Regions from separate parts of the Homo sapiens genome. Here region 1 is linked to region 2. A link is an interaction called in ENCODE POLR2A ChIA-PET data of the cell type or tissue named here. Cell type or tissue: OCI-LY7. All regions are shown on one strand. Links, peaks and the distances in the headings refer to the core of each region. The heading gives the core; the rest is flanking DNA.

Region 1 (7,390 bases), core at 966-5,965, 480 kb after region 2:
GGCTTCCATAGTATGCTGTTACTCATTTTACATATTCACCGTGTATCCAAAACTGGAAATTTCACATCTTTTAAAAGGTGAGTTAAAGTTGTCATTTCAGAGGTGCCCTTCTTCATGTCCTATTTATGTTCCACTTGGAATAAGAACTAATATTTTTACTGTTTCTTTTTCACCCTGCCCACCATATAAATTTTCCAATAAGAAAATATTTTTAAAAGAGCTCTCAAGTGTAAAAGAATTCTTTCTTGCTATAAATAATTATCCCTAAATATTTCTCTTTAAGGAGAGTTCACAAACTGGGTCTTGTTCAAGGGGCGTACTCATCAAGGCTATACAGTGTGGCCCCAGAGCTGACACACTGGGGTGCATAGCTACTCATCCATCCATAAAACAGCACACTGCACACATCCACAGCCCAAAGTATCCCTGACTACTTGTGGTGACTGATGGGGCAATTGTGGCTGCTACTTATGAGGTTGTACAAGATGGAAACTGCATCCACATTGCCCCAGGGAAACACTGTGGCTGTCACCCACACCCACAGGAGAGAACCCCATTCCTGCAAACACGGCCTTTCTCCAGCACCCACGCTGGCCCCATGGGACAACAGGTTTAAGGAAGAGCAGCTCCAGAAGCAGCGAGATTTGTATCTCCCACAGTCCTGCATGAAAATGATCACACGCTCATACACACATACCCCAAATTATTGGCAGGCTCTGTGAATACAAATCGAGAGGGACAAATCTGTGTGCAGCTGGCAGCAAGGTCAGGGAGAGAACATGACTCACATCCCAGCTTAACCACAGTCCCTCTGGCCTTTGACAGAATAAGCATCATATGATATGATCAGTCCCCACAGGCCTGGGAGGTAAGTACGCAATTGCCACAGGGGTTTTCAATCTTACAATGGAGTGGTCCGGAAAACAGCAAAGGTCAACTCTCAGAGGGAAGGGTAGTGTGTGCCACACAAGAAGGGTTAGCCCACTTCTGTAAGCGTGTCACTTCCTCTCCCCTTTCTGATTCGCAGCCCTTCCAAGTCAGATTTCCACCATTCATTCCAAAACCTTTAAGATGTTTCACAAAGGGGAGGAAGGAAGAAGGAAAGTAAGAAAGACCACACTGAGATCCTATGAGGCCATTGAGTGTGGAAACGCTGCATTCAAATGTGCCCTCTGCTAACAAGGGAAACTATGGCTTCCTCACACCGACTCCTGAGAGTTGGGAAGGTGGAGGGAAGGATGGTACATGACCAAGCCTGCCATCACCAAATGAGGGACCACACAGCAGAAAGATGAAGCCCAGGCTCCTGACACACTGGAGTTCACGCTTCAGCCTGTGACCTCTGTGGGCCAGTTCACCTCAGGGCCAGGCGTCACTGAGACTGTGGGTTCTGGGAGCCCTCTTTGCTTTTACTGTCCTCTGCCGGGCTGCACTCGGACCCCGTGATGGAGGACTTGCACCCGCGAAGCACGTGGGCATTCAGCATCTCCAGCAGCAGGTCATACACTGGGACCACATTTTTGCACTTCATGTTGAGCAGATGTTCCATGCCCTTGTTACTATGGGGACAAAAAGGTGCTGAGATTCCCTCCTCCGAGGCAGCCACAGGAACCCCGAAGCCTTCCCCGGCTCTCTTTGCTCAGAGCCAGTCTACCCCACCCCTAAACCCACTCTTCCCCCAGCCCATTTATCCATGGCTCGTGCATCCAGCTCCCCCTGATAATTTAGGCTCAAGGGCAAGGACGATGTCTTGTCAGCCTCTGTGTCCCACCACACACCTACAATGGCCTGACACATAGGACAATCAATCCTCATTGTTTGCGGTAATTATGTTCCGTAAAGTCACTGTGAACACTGAATCCTCACTCATAGGGGAAATACAGGGTTAGGTTCCTGCAAGCCTCTGGCCACATCTTCATCAGCTGATCAATACAAAACCTTGTTTTATGTGTGTTTCTTTCTAAAGATGCCTTATGTGATAAATACCATTGACTCATTAACATTGAACTCATGGCCAGCAGCACTATAACTCACACCCGAGCAAAGCTTAACACATACTTTCTCCATAAGGCACATCACAGCTTTTTCACACCGAGGAACACTAGACAGGTCTTCAGCACCACACCAGGGGGGCATTTTAAACAGTGAAGTCACCAAAAGCACAAAAATGTAAAACCATGGCACTAAGTAGACCAAGTAAAGGACACTTGTTGACAGTATGAGAGCAGCTGCTTGTTCCATCTCAGCTGGGACTGTACATAAAGGGCAACTCAAAATTTCTGCCACTCTGTTCATGACCTCAAAAACACCACAAATATTGATTTTGGGGTTACAAATAAATTTTAGCAAGCAGATAAATTCACAATGAAGGAATCTACAAACACAGGATCTGTTCTGCAAATGGCTATGTGCTGAGCAATCATTAAAGGGGAAAGGCAGAGGTCTTCATCTCACTTAAGATTCTCGAGGTGTATATTGTCCTTCTCCACAGCCTCTAGACTTGCCTCCTCAGTGACCAGTTAATTACCTTCCACCCTCCCCTCCCCTCCTCCAGCTCCAGGGCAAGGCTACCCTCATCGTGGGTGACACCAAGCACTGAGCATCATTGTACCAACAGTAGCCACCACTGCACACCCTCTTCATCAGCACACACAATTACGTTTCCTGATCAGAAACATGCCCTACCTACAGCCCTGCCTTCCTAAATCTGCTGGGTCCACCACTTCTCTTAAGTCTTATCCTTAATTTCCTGATGCCACCGAAAGAACAACTCTTAGGGAAGCATTTGTGCACTTCTTCGCATCACCAGCTCGAGGGGCCATCTAGGGGAGCGGGTCTTAGCCTCTCCACAAAAAGTGGCCTCAGGGCCTCAGCCCTGGGTGGTGTAAACAGGGGTGGCAGTTCGTGTTAGGGGAGGAACTGCCCCTTTTAGGACTCCATAAACAGGCTATAAACCCCAGCAATTGAAAAACCCATGAGCCACCACTGGCTGCCATGCAGAGCCTGTAAGATACCACATGACATTCCTTCCATGCCCACTCTGTGCCCATCTTTGCTTACAGGTGTGTGAACTGACAAATTCCCCATTCCCTTTCAGGCATTCATTTTCCTTAACTTGCAGACACTTTTCCCAAATCACTTCACCCTCCGTGGAGCACATAATCCCATCCCAAGCCCAAGCAGAGCAGCTCCTTAGGGCGCGTACCTCGCATGCCTGACGTGGGACAGGAGCATCAGGAGGTTAGCCAGGCGCATGGATTGCTGCTGGGAGGAGATGCCGCTCTTGGCAATCACCCAAACCAAAGCATCGGTCACGGCGTTCAGCAAGTGAGCCAGCTTCCGGCTGCTGTCAGCATCCTGGGTCGCTGTGACCAGAGGGTACATACCTGGACAAAGAATAAAAGCCAGAAGTCATTGCTCTGAGCAAAGGAGCAGAAGTCGTGTGCTCAGCTGTTCCGTGCGCCTGCTCCGAGGTGATCTGGGTTGCTTTGACAGCTGCATGTGTGGCAGGAGCTTATAAGCATGGTCTTACCTCCCCCAGGGGATCTTCCCTGAGAGCCAGCCCCGTCACAGAGCTAGAAGAGAAGCCTGGCCTAATGCAGACAGACTAAATTGCCACCTGAAGTGTCCACCAGGCCCATAATTGTGGCCTTGCCGTGGCGAGTATATCTAGTCTCCCGAAATCATTACGTGGTGTTTCTCATCTGCAGCAACAGATACAGAGATGGTCAGAAAGTGAGATTAATTCTACTTTTAGCCCCACGGAGGGCTCCCCATCTAAAGGGAGTTTAATAAACAAAGGAATGGCCAATGTGATGAAGCCTCCTCTGCCACCTCCTTGTGTGTACCACGTGCCGCAGCCAGCCATGGCAGGGCCCCTGCTACCACCTCTGCATCTCGCTTGAGTGGCACCTGGCTGGGGCAGGAAGACCACTGATTTGGAGTCAGACAGACCTACTTTCTAGCCACCATCTGGAGCTCTCTGAGCCTCAGTTCCTCACTGAGCAACGCATGCAGGAACACATCTGCTTAGGTCCCCACAGCCACGTCCTGGGTAGGCTGCCTCCCCCATCCTGCCCTGCCCTGTGTTTAACTCCCCTCCAACTCTAGGATTGAGATACTGTGGCATCCCAATGGCAGCAAAGTAACAGCTCAGATAAATCTCCTCCCCCCGACCCCTGCCTGACTCCTTGATTCCCTTTAATAATTAGCTTCTCTTCCAGGCTTTCCATTTCAAAGCAAGAATAAATATGTGAAATCAACCAGGGAGCTGCTGAGTCTTGGCTGTCATGAGACTGATGATGGCTGGTGCTCCAGCAACCACAGAATTTGTTTTGGCAGTTTTTGTTCTCTATTTTTATTGGCACTTTCAGTTCAATTAAGGCAGCTCAATTCAACTAAGTTTAACTCAGGTAAGGCAAGGGACATTCTGAAGCACAATTACGTAAGTGTAGTGCTTTGCCACATCCCTAGGGACCTCCATAATGTCTGATGATACGAATTTAAAATATTCATCTTTTCAATAGCCCTGAAGCTGCTTCTCCAATCCCTGTGCTCACTTTGTTCTCCACATTGGTTCTTCCAGAATCCCCCCACAGCCTCAAACCTCCCACTGTCGCCCCAGAGATGACTTGCCCTCCCACCGCAGGGGAAACAAGACCCCACCCTTGGCCCCGTGTGTCCCCTTCTGAGAGGCCAAAAAGCAGATCTGCTCATGGGGCTCCGTTTAATGACTTCCCAGCTCATAGGATAGAGTCCAAACCACCTGGTGCAGCTATCAGAGGTACCAGGGCCCTCCCCGCTTCTCTCATCTGCAGTTCCCACCACACCTCGCCTTGAGTCCCCCTCTCAACTCCCTGAATGTGTGGTGCTCCGAACATGCTCAACTTGCTGCTTGGAAACTCTCTCCTTCCTCTTTCTCTACCCTGATTCTTTTGCTCATTTATACCCATTCCTCCTGTAGATTCCAACCTGGTCAGAAATTCCTTCTGGAAGCTTCCCCCAACCTCCCTACCATCCCACCCTAAGTCTGGTCTGAGGTGTCCCCTGATACTCTGACAGTGCCCTGTTCATCCTCAGCAGAGACACCATGTTGCCCCACATGCTGGATGTCTGCCTTGTCCCCACACACACCCCACAGCCACCCTTCTGCCCTCAGCAAGACTGGACATGAGTGCTTTGAGGGCACAGACCTTTTTTTTTTTTTCTTTTCTTGAGACAGAGTCTCACTCTGTCACCCAGCCTGGAGTGCAGTGGTACAATCTCAGCTCACTGCAACCTCCGCCTCCCGGTTTCAAGCAATTCTCCTGCCTCAGCCTCCTTAGTAGCTGGGATTACAGGCATGCGCCACCATGCCCAGCAAATTTTTTGTATTTTCAGTAGAGACAGTGTTTCACCATGCTGGCCAGGCTGGTCTCAAACTCCTGACCTCGCAATCCGCCTGCCTCAGCCTCCCAAAGTGCTGGGATTACAAGCGTGAGCCACTGTGCCCGGCCAGACCCTTATTTTTTTTAGCCAAACACACATCATATTTGAAATGGTAAATATGCATGCTAATGTATGTTTTAGGTACACACAGAAAATTATCAAAAGTACAGAGAAAATTATTTCAAGCTTACTTTCCCTAAAATTAACCCCATCTGCATAAACAAGTACTTCCTTTTAACTACCCCGTAGTGTGTTCAGCTGCATGACATGTGCTCCATGGACTTCCGCTGCCATCAAGCAATACTATGTCTGGGAATTCCAAAAGGAGCCAAAATTGTGTGCCTGTACATGTCTCAGTTCAAAGTGACAAAGATTGAAAATATAAAAACAAATCCTCAGATTATAAACAAATGTTCATAGCAGCATAACTCAGCCTAAAAGTGGAATGTCCACTAACTGACGAATGGCTCAACAAAATGTGGTCTATCCATACAGTGGAATAGTATTCAGCTACGAAAAGGAATGAGGTACTGATACAGATGAACCTTGAAAACATCAGGCTAAGCAAAATAAGCCAGACACAAAGGACCACATGTTGTATGATTCCATTTATAATAAAATGTCTAGAATAGGCAAATCCATAGAGTCAGAAAAGCAAATTAGTGGTTGCCTAGGGCTGTGGGTGGGATAGGGAGTGGGAAATGATGGCTAAGAAGCATGGGGTTTCTTTTCAGGTGATGAAAATGTTCTAAAATTGATGGTGGTGATGGTTGCACCACATACCGTGAATAAACTAAAAACATTGAACTGTATACTTAATATGGATAAATTATATGGTAAATGAATTATATCACAATAAAGCTGTTACTAAAAATAATAGTAATAATAATAATAAAAGAACGCCTCAGAACCAAAGTTACAATAACATAAATTCCCTGGGCTGTGTGCAACGAAGTTTCCCCTCAGAGAACACGTATGTGTCATTGTGTTACCCACTTCACGAACCACAGTCATTGCCAAGGCCAGACCCTGGGCCTTCTGCAGGCTGTAGGGGCAGCACAGCTCCACCTGGGGCCCAGAGTCCATCAGCCACAGCGGTTTGGGGAGGTGAGGCACTGCAGTTGTGGAAAGGCATATGCGAAATCCATTTTACATATGGTGGGGTAGGGGGGCAGTGTATATACAAAAAGACTGACTTACATAAAATTATCCTGGAGACTCCTGTTCTCATTGATCACATAGAAAAGAAATACCCTCCCAGAAAAGAACTGTGCTGAAGAATACCCATGCTGCTGCCTGGCTCTCCAGTCAGCAGTGCGTGCCTGCACCTCAGACATCCATGCTCAGGCCCTTGCTCATCAAATACATATCTACAGAGTACTTGCTAAGTGGCAGGCCCTGGGCAGCATGGGGCAAGGGACAAGATCCAAAGCTCTGCCCAGTCAGGCACAGAAAACCACAAAAATATAGCACCCTCTCCATCCCCCAAAAGTAAAAACATCAGTTAGGATTCACTGTAAAACAAAATTAAATTACTTTTGATGAAACGGAAGAAGTATAGTTTAAAAAAAAAAAACAAAAAAAACCAAGATCTTGGCACCATGCCTCACACATACCAAAGAAAGTGAAATAAAATCAAGGACACAATCTTCTCTCCCCTTTATCAGCTGGGAACAGCTGTGTGCTCCTCTCACCAGCCCACCTGGTGACATTCTGAGCAGCACAGTGGTGGGGGACAGCCACCTCTCCTTCAAGATTTGCCACGTCTGATTTGTTCAAAGGATGAAAACATAAGCTTTCCTTGACTGAAGGCAAATAAATGAGAAAAATCTAATGTGCTAATAGAAGTCCCAGAATACTGACCAAAGGGAAGAAGTCCTGGCTTTGGGGAGCCGTATGTGGCGTTTGCTTGTTTGCTTTGAGGAAAGGAACCTCTGGCCATGACCCACGCCCTCTGTCACCA
Region 2 (7,390 bases), core at 1,279-6,278:
ACACTCTGTCTCAGAAAAAACAACAACAACAAAAAAAGAGACAACCAATGAAATACATAGATGACCATAATTTTGAAGTTTTAGAAACTTACAACCCACAGGGACCTCAGGTTAGATTCCCTAATTATTGTTGCACGGTATCTCTCATGACATTTTTGTGAAAAAGAAAAAAGGTGAAAAAAGGGATATTATGAAAGTAAACATAAAAATTAAAAAATTTCCTTGCCACACTTAAGAATGAATACTGTTTTTAGTTGGTGTGCATGGGTGTGGTACCTGTGTGATAATATTCTGCATTGAGTTAGATAAATGCTTTTAATTTGAGAAGTATGGCTTAAAGTCTGTATTATGTTACATTTACACATTTTTGGCCAGTAAATTTAAATAGATACACAGTTAAAGGTACCAACTACTATTGCAATATTCTTACCATCCTGAGTCTATTATTAAAAGAGTTATTAAAAACATTCCTGATGCAGTTAACAAAGAACCTTGGCAAGTGAAGACCTCCTTTTACTTTTATCCGTTTTGTTATATATACAGTTACATTTGAGTGAAAGTAAGCCATAATTTTAAAGATTTTCTAATAGTATTTCACATTTATTGAACATTATGAATTGGAAAGTTTTGGATATTGTTGAACTATACAAACATTGGAAATGCTGGAAATTTTATAAAGGATAAAAATTTTAGTCATGTGTCTGAACAGTGAGTTTTACTGCTAGTGGATTAAAAGAAACACTTTTTTAGTCATGCTTGTTCAGAGAACTTAACTTTTATTGGAGTAAGATTGTATCCTCATGCATATGAAAAATAATGAGGAGGCTGGGTACGGTGGCTCATGCCCATAATCCCAGCACTTTGGGAGGCCGAGGCGAGTGGATCACTTGATGTCAGGAGTTTGAGACCAGCCTGACCAACATGGTGAAACCCCATCTCTACTAAAAATACAAAAATTAGTCAGGCATGGTGGCACACGCCTGTAGTCCCAGCTACTCGGGAGGCTGAGGCAAGGGAATTGCTTGAATCCGGGAGGAGGAGGTTGCAGCGAGCTGAGATTGCACCACTGCATTCCAGCCTGGGCAACAGAGTGAGACTCCACCTTAAAAATAATAATAATAATAATAATAATAATAATAATTAGGCTCAGATATTAATTGAACCCTAAACCTATTCAAAGATTTGTCCACTAAATGCTGTTAAATGGACTAGCCTCCTCTTAGTTTAACCTAAAGCTAAAAAGGATTAATTCTCTTCAGTTAGCTGTCTCTTGTCAAATATTTGTTTTCAGTAATTTAGGGCAAATGACCAAAGAAAGGAATACATGGATTGAAGAAGGATTAGAGTAGTGAAAATAGTTGTTTCATGTTTCAAAGAATGCTTTCAGTCTCTTTTATTCTTTATAGCATAAGCTGATTATTTTGTTTGACATGTTTTTACAGTGACTGCTATTGATAGCACCTCTTTGTTTTGGATGTTTTCTTTTATTTTCTTTTACTGACTTTGTTGGTTTAGTTTAGCTTATAATTCCAGCCTTTCCTTACTCTGCACCCCTACCTGGCTTTTGATGTATCCCTCTTTCTGTTGCTTACACAGAAAGGCTAACTTTTTTTCTATAAATAGAAATTCTAGACAACAGCTTAAGGGCACTGGTGGAAATGATATAGTTGTAGTAACTCCATGGTTTTATTCATTGTGCCTTCAGACCTTCTGGAAAGAGGATCCTTTGGCAAAAAAAAAAAAAGACTAGAAGAAGATACATAAAATGATAACAGTTGTCTCGCTTTTTTTTTTTTTTTTTTTTTTTAGACAGAATCTGGCTCTGTCACCCAGGCTGCAGTACAGTGTTTCAATTACAGCTCACTGCAGCCTCGAACTCCCAGGCTCAAGATATCCTCCCACCTCAGCCCCCTAAGTAGCTGGGACCACAAGCACATTCCACCACGTCCAGCCAATTTTTGTATTTTTTGTAGAGATGGGGTTTCACCATGTTGCCCAGGCTGGTCTCGAACTCCCAAGCTCAAGTGATCCGCCTGCCTCGCCCTCGCAAAATGCTGGGATTACAAGTGTGAGCCACCATGCCTGGCAGTCCCATGATATTTTGCCTTTATTTTATATTTATGTCATTTTCAAATTCTCTTAATTATTTTTACAATCTATAAAAATTAAACAAGACTTTATTTTAACTTGATTTTTAGTATACAATGAGTATTGCAAAGGTCAACAGTCCAAATGCAATAATTAAACAACTTATATCTAGCTATGCATTTCAGTTTGTTCCCTTTGAAAATTTATCCTACAGCCTTCTCAAAATATGAACAAAACATATGAAATCAAAGGGTACCAATTTTAAATGAGTGGTATTCAAACTTTTTTTTGCATGTTATTTATTTATACATTATATATGTATTTACTGTATTAATATATAACATACATTATGCAATATATAGACATTTTTAAGGATGAAATAAAAATATAAAGAGGCTTTTTTTTTCTTTTGAGACAGAGTCTCCCTCTGTCACCCAGGCTGGAGTGCAGTGGCGTGACCTTGGCATGGTGATGTGTGCCTTTATTCCCAGCTACTCAAGAGGCTGAGGTGGGAAGATCCCTTGAGCCCAGGAGTTTGAGGTTGCAGTGAGCTATGATTGCATCACTGCACTCTAGCCTGGGTGGCAGAGTGAGATCTTGCCTCCAAAAAATCTGTAGGTCTAGATTTTTTTTTTTTTTAATTTTAGCATATGTGCTGCAGAAGCGAGCACAGATTTTTTTTTTTTTTTTTTTTAAGAATATTTTAGGCTGGGCATAGTGGCTCACGCCTGTAATCCCAGCACTTTGGGAGGCTGCAGTGGGCAAATCACGAGGTCAGGAGGTCAAGACTAGCCTGGCCAACATGGTGAAACCCCTTCTCTACTAAAAATACAAAAAATTGGCCAGGCCTGGTGATGGGCACCTGTAATCCCAGCTACTGGGGAGGCTGAGGCAGGAGAATCACTTGAATCCAGGACAAGGAGGTTGCAGTGAGCCGAGACTGTGCCACTGCACTCCAGCCTGGGCAACAAAGCGAGACTCAGTCTCAAAAAAAAAAAAAGAATATTTTAAATTTATTTACATGCAGGCTGGGCACGGTGGCTCACGCCTGTAATCCCACCACTTTGGGAGGCCAAGGCTGGTCAGGAGTTCGAGACCAGCCTGGCCAACTAGGTGAAACTCCATCTTACTAAAAATACAAAAATTAGCCGAGTGTGGTGGCACACACCAGTAGTCCCAGCTACTCGGGAGGCTGAGGCAGGATAATCGCTTGAACCCAGGAGGCAGAGGTTGCAGTGAGCCGAGATCGCGCCACTGCACTCCAGCCTGGGTGACAGAGTAAGACTCTGTCTAAAAAAAAAAAAAAATGTTTACATGTTGTATTTCCATTATTTAAAAAAAAGATTTGAGAGTAAATAGCAGAAAAAGTAAGAACCAAATTTTTGCATGCCTTCGTGCTATACTTTGCATTCATTTTTTTGAGGATTGGATTTATCTACTAGTCAGGTTCAAAATTTGGCATCCCTGCTCGAAATCGTGTTTTCTAGAATTTTATAGGAATGGTTGAAAGCAAAAATGAAACTGTCAGGCACAGTCCATGAAGCAGAGGATGTGGGCAGAGCAAGGACAGAGTATGTCTAAGACTTACTTTACCATGTGATCTAGGAAGCCGTCACTGTACAAAGACAACCACTGCTGGTTTGAATTAAAATAATTTTTGGCTGCTTCTCTTCACCTTCTTGGAGATCCTTCCTCAGGAATAAGGAAATAATTCAGGAAATTCACGCAGGAGCTCAGAATGTATTTCCAATCTCTGTAGTCTCCATTTTTGGCAGGCACACAGATAAGGGGATGGGAAATTAATATTGAGCCACACACAGGGGGAAGAAAATCTAATGTTCCTGAAGAAAAGGAACCTTGTTCACTGAAACAAGAAAATATTAAGGAGTAAGGCTTATCAAGTATTAAATTTATATTTACTAAGCCACTCAGTGTTAGGTCAATATCCTAAGCAGAAAAGATCAAGGAGGTAATAAACTGAAAGAAATTTTTTTTTTTTACAAAGTTCTGAATCTCCATCTGCAATAGAGATTTGTTTTTGCATTTTGCTTCTCTTTTAGAGATTGAAAGTTAGAGATAGGATTGACACACTTCTACTTGTTTTTTAAGACTCAGCACAAATATTACTTCTGATGTGAAACTTTTGAGGCTACCCTGTAGTTTCCCTCCTATGCTTCCTCATAGCATATTGTATTTTTTTTTTTTTGAGACAGAGTCTTGCTCTGTTGCCCAGGCTGGAGTGTAGTGGCATGATACCAGCTCATTGAAACCTCAGGTGATCCTCCCACCTTAGCTTTCTGAGTAGCTGGGACCACAGGAGTGTGCCACCATGTCCGGCTAATTTTTTGGTAGTTTTTGTAGAGACAGGGTTTCGCCTTGTTGCCCAGGCTGGTCTCGAACTCCTCACCTCAAGTGATCCACCTGCCTTGGCCTCCTAAAGTGCTGGGATTACAGGCATGAGCCACTGCGCCAGGCCTGTACCTCTATTTTTATTTATTTATTTATTTATTTTGTGACAGAGTCTCGCTTTTCTGCCAGGCTGGAGTGCAGCAGCATGATCTCAGCTCACCGCAACCTCCGTCTCCCGGATTCAAGTGATTCTCCTGCCTCAGCCTCCCGAGTAGCTGGGACTATAGGCGTGCACCACCACGCCCAGCTAATTTTTGTATTTTTAGTAGAGACGGGGTTTCACCATGTTGGCCAGGATAGTCTTGATCTCCTGACCTCGTGATCCACCCTCCTCAGCCTCCTAAAGTGCTGGGTTTACAGGCGTGAGCCACCACGCCTGGCCTTGTACCTCTATTTTTGAAAAGCATTATGATATAATTGTTCCTTTAAAATAAAATGTGACTGAGGCCGGGCACCATGGCTCACGCCTGTAATCCCAGCACTTTGGGAGGCTGAGATGGGTAGATCATGTGAGGTCAGGAACTAGAGACCAGCCTGGCCAACATGGTGCAACCCTGTCTCTACTAAAAATACAAAAATTAGCTGGGTGTGGTGGTGGACGCCTGTAGTCCCAGCTACTTGGGAGGCTGAGGCAGGAGAATCGCTTGAACCTGGGAGGCGGAGGTTGCAGTGAGCCAAGATCGTGCCATTGCACTCCAGCCTGGGGGACAAGAGCAAAACTCCGTCTCAAAACAAACAAACAAACAAAAACAAATAAAACATGACTGAGACTATGTGTGTGTGTTTTTTTTCTTTTTGATCCACGGTACTGCAGGGTGAAAGAACTATTTTCCTTCCTACCTAAGGTTCATGACTGAGACCCCGTAACAAAAAATAGATTAACAAGAGAAAAGCATACACATTTATTTAACGTAAGTTTTACGTGATGCGGAGCCTTCATAAGGAAATGAAGAACCGAAGCAACAGTTAAACAGAAATGTTTTTATGCTAGATCTGATGAAGAAGTGGATAGTTATGGAGAAGTATGGCCGGAAAAAGGAGGTATGATCTAATGGCAGGAAGCTGGAGGGCATTTTGCAAGGCCTGTTTGTTCAGATTCTTCTCTGAGTTCCTGTGTCTTCATAGATAAGGATGTTCCTTTTCTTCAGGTATAGGGAGAATACTTCTCTAATGAGGGACTTATGACCTGCTTCAGAGAAAGGCAGAAATGTCCTTTTCGGCTTTATGACCTGCTTCTGGAGAAAAAAGGGGAAAGGTGAGAATGAGCCTCCTCCTTCTGCTATCTTCTCAAATGCCAAGGTGTTGTATTTTGGGATAGCACGTCATGAATTCCATCAGCATCTACTACAGTGAAAGTGTTCAGGACATTGCCAAACCTCTCCCAGAGTCAGGCGTGTAAACCAGCCCGAGCGGCGGCGGCAGCTGCAGGACCGCCGTGACGACCAGAGTAGCGACCCGCGGGGAGCGGCACGGGGTGACGCTGGCTGCGGGGACCCAGTGACAGCGTGAGAGGTAATAGGTTTTGACAAGTTTGCATCATGTGTGAATATAAGCTAGTCGTTCTTGACTCAGGAGGCGTTGGAAAGTCTGCTTTGACTGTACAATTTGTTCAATGAATTTTTGTTGAAAAATATGATCCTACGATAGAAGATTCCTATAGAAAGCAAGTTAAAGTGGCCAGGCGCGGTGGCTCACGCCTGTAATCCCAGCACTTTTGGGAGACCGAGGCAGGCGAATCACCTGAGGTTGGGAGTTTCAGACCAGCCTTGACCAACATGGAGAAACCCCGTCTCTACTAAAAACACAAAAAATTAGCCGGGCGTGGTGGTACATGCCTGTAATCCCAGTTACTTGGGAGGCTGAGGCAGGAGAATAGCTTGAACCTGGGAAGCAGAGGTTGCAGTGAGCTGAGACCGTGCCATTGCACTCCAGCCTGGGCAACAGGAGTGAAACTCCATCTCAAAAAAAAAAAAAAAAAAGTTTATTGGGACAAAAAGAAAAGAAAAAACTATCAAGAACTTTTTTTTTTTTGGACAATTCAGGAAACTAGAATGGACTGGATCATTAAATGCCTTGGCCATAAATATGGTATTGTGGTTATGTAGGATAATTTTTTCTTTCTTTTTTTTTTTTTTTTAATAAATTGAGACAGGGTGTTGCTATGTTTCCCAGGCTAGTCTCAAACTCCTGGGCTCAAACAATCCACCCGCCTTAGCTCCCAAAGTGCTGGGATTACAGATGTGAGCTACCATGCATGGCCAGGAGAATGTTCTTGTTCTTAGGACAAACACGCTGAACTATTTAGTGGTGAAATGTCATGATGCCTGCAACTTACTTTCAAATGGTTCAGAAAGAGAGAGAAAAAAAATGCAAATTTGTAGAATGCTAACAAATGGTGAATCCAGGCAAAGATTATATGAGGATGTATTATGCTGTAATTTTCTTTACTTTTTCTAATTTGAAATTAAAATAGAACATAATTTAAAACAAGTTTTTCGTTTTGTTTTGTTTTGAGACAGAGTCTCACCTGTGGCCCAGCCTGTAGTGCTACGGCACAATCTTGGCTCACTGCAACCTCTGCCTCCCAGGTTCAAGAAATTCTCCTGTCTCAGCCTCTCCAGTAGCTGGGACTACAGGCGCCCACCACCACACCTGGCTAATTTTTGCATTTTTAGTAGAGACAGGGTTTCACCATATTGGTCAGGCTGGTCTCAAACTCCTGACCTCAGGTGATCCGCCTGCCTCGGCCTCCCAAAGTGCTGGGATTATAGGCATGAGCCACCACGCCTGGCCAACAAAAAAGTTTTTAAAGCCTTAAAAGAGTTTTCCTCCTGGAAGCCTACTGTAAAGAAGTAATGCCCATGGTTTTTAGATGCAAAATAAAGCACATTTT

Evidence for each region. ChIA-PET counts read pairs that join two places held together with the same protein. Peaks named below come from ENCODE experiments on the same cell type or tissue, not always from the same donor. Only the 100,000 strongest peaks of a DNase experiment are listed, where the experiment ranks them.
Region 1: POLR2A ChIA-PET joins it to region 2 with 15 read pairs; 3 of 35 experiments call an interaction of 5 or more read pairs at or near these places.

What each region holds. Positions count from the first base shown.
Region 1 is chr14:64,231,765-64,239,154 of GRCh38, forward strand. ESR2 (estrogen receptor 2) reads right to left here. Exons shown (of 9, transcript NM_001437.3): 8 at 3,206-3,386; 9 at 1-1,559. The coding sequence ends at 1,373. It overlaps LOC124903328 (a long non-coding RNA gene), which reads left to right. Exons shown (of 2, transcript XR_007064205.1): 2 at 3,098-3,423. Among named protein-coding and RNA genes, the nearest start is that of ESR2, 59 kb to the right of the region's middle. RefSeq lists enhancers at 647-716, 3,380-3,439, 4,080-4,349. In OCI-LY7, for the core only: no CTCF peak of the experiment used is centred there; DNase peaks (open chromatin) are centred at 3,357, 3,967, 4,397, 4,717 and 3 weaker places; H3K4me3 peaks cover 5,000 bases; H3K27ac peaks cover 5,000 bases.
Region 2 is chr14:63,755,978-63,763,367 of GRCh38, forward strand. It overlaps a transcript of SYNE2 not described here. Among named protein-coding and RNA genes, the nearest start is that of SGPP1, 32 kb to the left of the region's middle. In OCI-LY7, for the core only: no CTCF peak of the experiment used is centred there; a DNase peak (open chromatin) is centred at 3,664; H3K4me3 peaks cover 534 bases.